2 separate regions of the Homo sapiens genome follow, and region 2 is linked to region 1. Evidence: read pairs that join two places in POLR2A ChIA-PET (ENCODE). Cell type or tissue: OCI-LY7. All regions are shown on one strand.

What was found. Peaks named below come from ENCODE experiments on the same cell type or tissue, not always from the same donor. Only the 100,000 strongest peaks of a DNase experiment are listed, where the experiment ranks them.
Region 2: POLR2A ChIA-PET joins it to region 1 with 7 read pairs; 3 of 35 experiments call an interaction of 5 or more read pairs at or near these places.

What each region holds. Positions count from the first base shown.
Region 1 is chr15:40,671,042-40,675,041 of GRCh38, forward strand. No RefSeq gene overlaps it. Among named protein-coding and RNA genes, the nearest start is that of RAD51-AS1, 22 kb to the right of the region's middle. In OCI-LY7, no CTCF peak of the experiment used is centred here; a DNase peak (open chromatin) is centred at 1,590; H3K27ac peaks cover 563 bases.
Region 2 is chr15:41,027,460-41,031,459 of GRCh38, forward strand. INO80 (INO80 complex ATPase subunit) reads right to left here. Exons shown (of 36, transcript NM_017553.3): 25 at 137-277. It overlaps INO80-AS1 (INO80 antisense RNA 1), which reads left to right. Exons shown (of 5, transcript NR_170322.1): 5 at 130-432. Among named protein-coding and RNA genes, the nearest start is that of INO80-AS1, 13 kb to the left of the region's middle. In OCI-LY7, no CTCF peak of the experiment used is centred here; no DNase peak of the experiment used is centred here.

The DNA.
Region 1 (4,000 bases):
AGTTCTCTATTCTGTTCCATTGGTCTATGTGTCTATTTTTATGCCACTACCATGCTGTTTTCAATATTATAGCTCTGTAATATAATTTGAAGTCAGAAAATGTGATTCCTCCAGTTTTATTCTTTTTACTCAGGATAGCTTTGGTTATTCTGGATCTTTTCTGGTTCCATATACATTTTAAGTTTGTTTTTTCTATTTCTGTGAAGAATGTCATTGGCATTTTGATAGTGATTGCATTGAATCTGTAGATTGCTTTGGATGGTATGGACATCTTAACAATATTTATTCTTCCAATCCATGAACATGGAATAGCTTTCCTTTTTATGTGTCCTTTTAAATTTCTTGTATCAGTTTTTTTTTTTTTTTTTTGAGACGGAATCTCACTCCATCGCCCAGGCTGGAGTGCAGTGGCATGATCTCCATTCACTGCAAACTCCGCCTCCCGGGTTCACGCCATTCTTCTGCCTCAGCCTCCTGAGTAGCTGGGACTACAGGTGCACACCACCACATCCAGCTGATTTTTGTATTTTTAGTAGAGACGGGGTTTCACCATGTTGGCCAGGATGGTCTCGATCTCCTGACCTCATGATCCACCTGCCTCGGCCTCCCAAAGTGCTGGGATTACAGGCGTGAGCCACCACGCCCGGCCGTGTCAGTGTTTTATAGTTTTCATTGCAGAGATTTTTCACTTCTTTGGTTAAGTTTATTCCTAGGTATTTTATTTTATTTGTAGCTATTGTAAATGGGATTACTTTCTTGATTTATTTTTCAGATGCTCATTGTTGGCATATAGAAATGTTGCTGCTTGGCCGGGCACAATGGCTCATGCCTGTAATCCCAGAACTTTGGGAGGCCAAGGTGGGCGGATCATGAGGTCAGGAGTTTGAGACTAGCCTGACCAACATGGTGAAACCCTGTCTCTATTAAAAACACAAAAGAATTAGCCAGGCATGGTGGCACACGCCTGTAGTCCCAGCTACTCGGGAGGCTGAGGCAGCAGAATCACTTGAACCCAGGAGGCAGAGGTTGCAGTGAGCTGAGATTGCACCACTGCACTCCAGCCCGGGCGACAGAGCAAGACTCCATCTCAAAAATAAATAAATAAATACAAAAATTATTTGGGTGTAGTGGCACATGCCTGTTATCCCAGCTATTTGGGAGGCTGAGGCTGGAGAATCACTTGAACCCAGGAGGCAGTGGTTGCAGTGAGCCGAGATCGCGCCACTGCCCTCCAGCCTGGGTGACAGAGCGAGATTCCATCTCAAAAAAAGAGAAAGAAATGCTGATGCTTTTCGTATGTTGATTTTGTATCCTGCAACTTTACTGAATTTGTTTATCTTTACTGAATTTGAGTTTTTTGGTGGAGTCTTTAGGTTTTTCTAAATATAAAAGCCTATCATCTGCAAACAGAATAATTTGACTTCTTCCTTTTCAATTTTGGGTTCCCTTTATTTCTTTCTTTTTTCTGATTGCTATAGCTAGGACTTCCAGTGCTATGTTGAATAACAGTGCTGAAAGTGGGCATGCTTGCCTTGTTCTAGATCTTAGAGAAAAGGTGTTATCAAAACACCAGGTGTTAGGCCGGGCACAGTGGTTCACACTTGTAATCCCAGCACTTTGGGGAGCTGAGGCGGGTAGATGACTTGAGTAGCTGAGATTACAGGCATGTGTCACCACACCTGGCTAATTTTTGTATTTTTAGTAGAGATGGGGTTTCCCCATGTTGGCCAGGCTGGTCTTGAACTCTTGACCTCAGGTGATCCACCTGCCTCAGCCTCCCAAAGTGCTGGGATTACAAGTGTGAACCACTGTGCCCGGCAGTAGGATGAGTTTGGAAGTATTCCCTCGTGCTTTATTTTTTGGAATAGTTTGAGTAAGATTAGTATTAATTCTTATTTAAATGTTTGGTAAAACTCAGCAGTGAAGCCATTGGGCCCCAGGCATTTCTTTGCTGGGAGAATTTTTATTATGGCTTTGATCTCATTACTTGTGATTGGTTTGTTCAGGTTTTGAGTTTCTTCATGGTTCAATCTTGATAAGTGGTATGTGTCTAGGAATGTATTTGTTTCTTCCAGATTTTCCAATGTATTGGCATATAGTTGTTCATAGAAGCCACTAACAATCCTTTGAATTTCTTCTGTATCAGTTGTAATGTCTCCTTTTTCATCTCTGATTTTACTTACCTGGTTCTTCTCTCTTTTTTTTTCTTTTTCTTTTTTTTTTTTTTTTTAGATGGGGTCTCACTCTATCGCCCAGGCTGGAGTGCAGTGGTGCGATTTCGGCTCACTGCAAACTGTGTCTCCCGGGTTCACGCCATTCTCCTGCCTCAGCCTCCTGTGTAGCTGGGACTACAGGTGCCCCCCACCACGCCTGGCTAATTTTTTTTGTATTTTTAGTAGAAACGGGGTTTCACCGTGTTAGCCAGGATGGTCTCAATCTCCTGACCTCGTGATCCGCCCACCTTGGCTTCCCAAAGTGCTAGGATTACAGACATGAGCCACTGTGCCCGGCCTTCTCTCTTTTTTTCTTAGTCTGGCTAAAGGTTTGTCAGTTTTATCTTTTCAAAAAAAAAAAACAACTTTTTGTTTTGTTGATTTTTGTATTGTTTTCATTTCAAATTCATTTATATCTGCTCTGATACTTATTATTTATTTTCTTTTCCTAATTGTGGGTTCAGTTTGCTCTTACTTTTCCAGTGTCTTTTTTTTTTTTTTTTTTTTTGAGACAGAGTCTTGCTCTTTTGCCCAGGCTGGAGTGCAGCGGCACAATCTCGGCTCACTGCAACCTCTGCCTCCCGGGTTCAAGGGATTCTCCTGCCTCAGCCTCCCGAGTAGCTGGGATTACAGGCATATGCTATCATGCCCAGCTAATTTTTGTATTTTTAGTAGACATGGGGTTTCACGATGTTAGCCAGGCTGGTCTTGACCCTTGACCTCAGGTGATCCACCTGCCTTGACCTCCCAAAGTGCTGTGATTACAGGCCACCGTGCCTGGACATTACTTTTCCAGTTCTTTAAGATGTATCATCAGGTTATTTACTTGAAGTTTTTGTTATTTTTTGATGTAGGCACTTATAGCTATACATTTCCCTCTTAGTACTGCTTTTACTGTATCCCATAGGTTTTGGTATGTTATGTTTCCATTATCATTCTTTTCAATAAATTTTTCAATTTCCTTCTTAATTTTTGCATTGACCCACTGTCAGGAGCATATTGTTTAATTTCAATGTGTGTGTATATTTTCCAAAATTCCTGTTGTTATTGAGTTCTAGTTTTATTCCAATGTGGTCAGAGAAGCTGCTTGATATTATTTCAATTTTTTGAATGTTTTAAGACTTGTTTTGTGTTTTAACATACGGTCTATCCTTCAGAATGATCCATGTGCTGAGGAGAAGAATGTGTATTCTGCAGCCATTGGATGAAATGTTCTATAAATATCTATTAGGTCCATTTTTTCTATAGTGCACATTAAGTCCAATGTTTCTTTGTTGATGTTCTGTCTGGGAGAAAAAGAGTCTAGGAGATCTGTCCAATGCTGAAAGTTGGGTGTTAAGGTGTCCAGCTATTATTGTATTCAGGTCTATCTCTCTCTTTTGCTCTAATAATATTTCCTTTTTTTAAATCTGAGTGCTTTAGTGTTGGGTGCATACATACTAATAATCATTATCTCCTCTTGCTGAATTGGCACCTTTATCATTATATAATGACCTTCTTTATCTATTCTTACAGTTTTTGTCTTGAAATCTATTTTGTCTGATGTAAGTATAGTGACTTGTTCTCTTTTGGTTTCCATTAGCATGGAATATCTTTTTCCATCCCTTTGTGTTAAGTCTATGTGCATCTTTATAAGTTAAATGTGTCTCTTGTACACAAGAGATCATTGAGTCTTGTTTTTTTATCCATTCAGCCACTCTGTGTCTTTTGATTGGAGTGTTTAGTCCATTTACATTCAATGTTATTGGTAAGTAGGGACTTACTCTTACCTTTGTTTTCTGGTTGTT
Region 2 (4,000 bases), 360 kb after region 1:
TTAAAATACTAGAATTTATATGTTTCTTAAAGTCCAAATAGTTTAAAACAATTCTGTTTAAGAAATAAATCCCTTAAAAATTGGTTTATTTCTCCTATTGCCATCTATTTCATCTCTTCCCTCCTGGAGCACTTACTCGTGGACTGGCCACACACAAAAAAGATGGCAGCTCAGTGAGCAGGCAGCGACGCAGCGAGGAGGTAGCTGATCTCCGCTGATGGACAACCTGGTCTGAGTAGCCACTCACTGCTTTACAGTGGCTGCTGAAAACAAGAGACTGCAAAATAAAAATGCAAATGAATGCCAACTATAATTATGTTTAATGTAAGCAAAATGAAAAAAAAAGCCACATATTAAACATCTAACTTTAAGAGCTTTCTTCCCTGTAAATACTATTAATTCTAATAAACAACCACTAATTAGAACCAAGTATATAATACAGTTGAAGCCCATGTTAATTTCAAAATGTGGTTTTATTAATATACCTTAAACAACTGTCATTTATAATTCTACCTTTTTCTGGAAGAGATATTGTTAATCAAAAACAGGCACAGCAAAACTTCATTAGACAAATCACTTGTATGGGAATGTCAGGGGAAGTTTGGTTCATCTGTTGCACTGTGGATGCAAACTCATGTCTTGTGTTGAAAACAATGATGACCAACACAATTTCCTTCTAAATTTTTTTTTTTTTGAGACACAGTCTTGCTCTGTCACCTAGGCTAGAGTACAGTGGCATGACCTCAGCTCACTGCAACCTCCACCTCCCAGATTCAAGCTATTCTCATGCCTCATCCTCCCGAGTAGTTGCGACTACAGGCGTGCACCACCACACCTGGCAAATTGTTGCATTTTTGGTAGAGACAGGGTTTCACCATGTTGGCCAGGCTGGTCTCGAACTCCTGACCTCAGGTGATCCGCCTGCCTTGGCCTCCCAAAGTGCTGGGATTACAGGCATGAGCCACTGCACCTGGCAATTTCCTTCTAAATTTTTCTTTAAGGCAGTTTAGCACCATTTGTTTTCTTATTAATTTATTCAGAGTAATCAATACAAGGGGTCAGTAACAGGAAATTCTATCTCTTTAGTGCCTCTGACAACCATTTAAAATATATTTATTGTTCACTTATGTTGCCGTATCAAAAATGTATTTTAGGCCGGGATCACCTTTAGGTGATCACCTGAGGTCAGGGGTTTGAGACTAGCCTGGCCAACATGGCGAAACTCTGTCTCTACTAAAAATACAGAAATTAGCCAGCATGGTGGCGGATGCCTGTAATCCCAGCTACTCAGGAGGCTGAGGCAGGGGAATCGTTTGAACCCAGGAGGCGGAGGTTGCAGTGAGCTGAGATCGCACCATTGCACTCCAGCTGGGTGAAAGAGTGAAATTCCGTCCCAAAAAAAAAAAGTATTTTAACAGACTTCATAACTCATGTTACAGCTTCAGGTCACAGCCAGTCATATGAAAGATTTTAAGTATGAAATGTTCACATACAAATCACTCCTCAGTGGGACATGGTGTTCTATATAAGAAATGCAGAAGTTCCTTCCTCAGTATGTTATTCGTTTTATCTTTGGATCTGCATTCTTATTTGTTTTACTGATATCTCAATAAGGCAGGTTGATGACCAAAATAACCATGTAGATGAAGATAACATACAAGGCAGTCTAATTTATACATTGTTGTAAGGTCAAGAATACAAACTGCAAGATCAGAACAGCAACCTGGATCCTCTGTAAGAGAATAATAGTTATAATACCAGTACCAAATCACTCTGAGGATAATTTGTTCAGCTCATATCCTGCTCTTCCACTTATACAGCTTTATTTTCCACAGGGCTTACATCTCTGTAAGGAAATGGGTTCTTAAGGCTCATAGTTTGAAAGCAGTGATCTCAAGTTGTCTAGTACGACATATGCACTGTTATCTGTTTCCCTGAACCAATCAGCATCTTCTAAATAACTGTCATCAACAATTTGAAGACTATAGCTATTTTCCAGGATAGCTGGGCTGTCTTTAGGTGGTTTCTGACTACAGACTACAGAAGTGTTTACAACATTTGATATACTGCTAGGCCCATGTAGCTATGATATGTTTGGCCTTTTCTCTAAATGTTGAGGTCCCTGTCATTACCCAAAGAAGAATTTTAACATTCTGACAGCTTTTCAATAACATCTGTGTTCCCATCTTGATTTTGGGTAGCATCTCCGTTGAAGTTCATTATCTCTCTACATGTTTATGCCCATTATCACTTGAATGTCTAACATGAGTATCGTTACAAAGATTAGCAGGCTAGGTGTCAGACTGTTCTTCCAATACTGAATAATTAGGAGGAAAAAGGTAAAAAGATGTAGCCACGTTTTTTGTTTGTTTCCTGAAAGTGCATTTCTGACATCAGCAGTAGCCCATCTTGCTCCCTCACTGGGGAGGAGAGATGACAAGTCTAGCAACTTCTGCTCATCACCGCCAGCTAAGTAGTAGTTCAGGGCTGCCAGCTGGGACATCCACTGTCAATCAGACCATTCCTGGGCAGATGGCTGAGGCAGCAGCAGTAGCTGACCTGAAGACTTCTGAATTCTTACTAACTTCTACAGACCAGTCACTAAATAATGTCTCTATCAGGTATCGCATTAATTCATCTTCATTTTGAGTATTCTAAAATTCAAAATTCAACAGAAACCTGTTTCTTACTTTGTTCCAATAATATAAAGGTAGAAAATAAAAGAATGAACATTTCCTCCAATTATCTTCTCTTCAGCACTGTAGTTATTACTAAGAAAAGAATACAACTCACCATAGGGAGTTCTTTTAACAAAGCACATTATTTGTTATTACCTTTCTGGAAAAAGTCTGACTAGCAATAATTCTATTCCCAGGGGTGGTCATTCCCAAATTAGAACACATTCATTTATTTTTATTTTTGGGACAGAGTCTTTCTCTGTCACCCAGGCTGGAGTGCAGTGGTGCGATCTCGGCTCACTGTAACCTCTGCCTTCCCAGGTTCAAGCGATTCTCCCACCTCAGCCTCCTGAGTAGGTGGGCCTACAGGTGCGCACCACCACGCCTTTAATTTTTGTATTTTTAGTAGTGATGGGGTTTCACCATGTTGGCCAGGCTGGTCTTGAACTCCTGGCCACAAGTGATCCCCTCTCCTCAGCCTCCCAAAGTGCTGGGATTATAGGCATGAGCCACCACACCTGGCCAACATTCACTTATTTTATTTTATTTCTTTTGGAGACAGAGTCTCACTCTGTAGCCCAGGCTGGAGTACAGTGGTGTGATCTTATCTCACTGCAGCCTCTGCCTCCAGGGTTCAAGCAATTCTCCTGCCTCAGCCTCCCGAGTAGCTGGGATTACAGGTGTGCGCCACACCTGGCTAATTTTTGTATTTTCAGTAGAGATGGGGTTTCACCATATTGGCCCGGCTGGTCTCAAACTCCTGACCTCATGATCCGTCCACCTTGGCCTCCCAAAGTGCTGGGATTACAGGCGTGAGCCACTGTGCCTGGCTCATTCACTTATTTTTTATGAGCTGGGTTAAAATAGTATTCTCATTGAAGTTGCTAAGTCAAGGTGATGTATAGCTTTCTGATTCCAGGTTTTAAAAAATAATAACTATGTTCAAAATGCTCAACATATAGCCTCAACTTTAGAGAAACCCTGACTACCCCTAGAATGTTTTACCCAATATATACTTTTCTAGATTCTTTTCTCTTAACATTAGTTCCATCAAATCTGGTTTAGTATATGTGAACCTTGGTACCACCACACTATCCAATTTCCCTTCATGTAGCAACATGAACTGCTAGACATTGCTAGATATAGAAAAATGTATGCCTGACATGGAAGAATACAAAGAATACCTTAAGCAATATTGTAGATAGAAAAGAAAGTTTGTTCATTACTTCTTTAGTCTAACTTGGTCATGAAAGAAAGAAAGAAGAAAAGTGAAAGAGAAGGGAAGAGGGAGAAAGAAAGAAGGAAAGGAGGGGAAGGAAAAG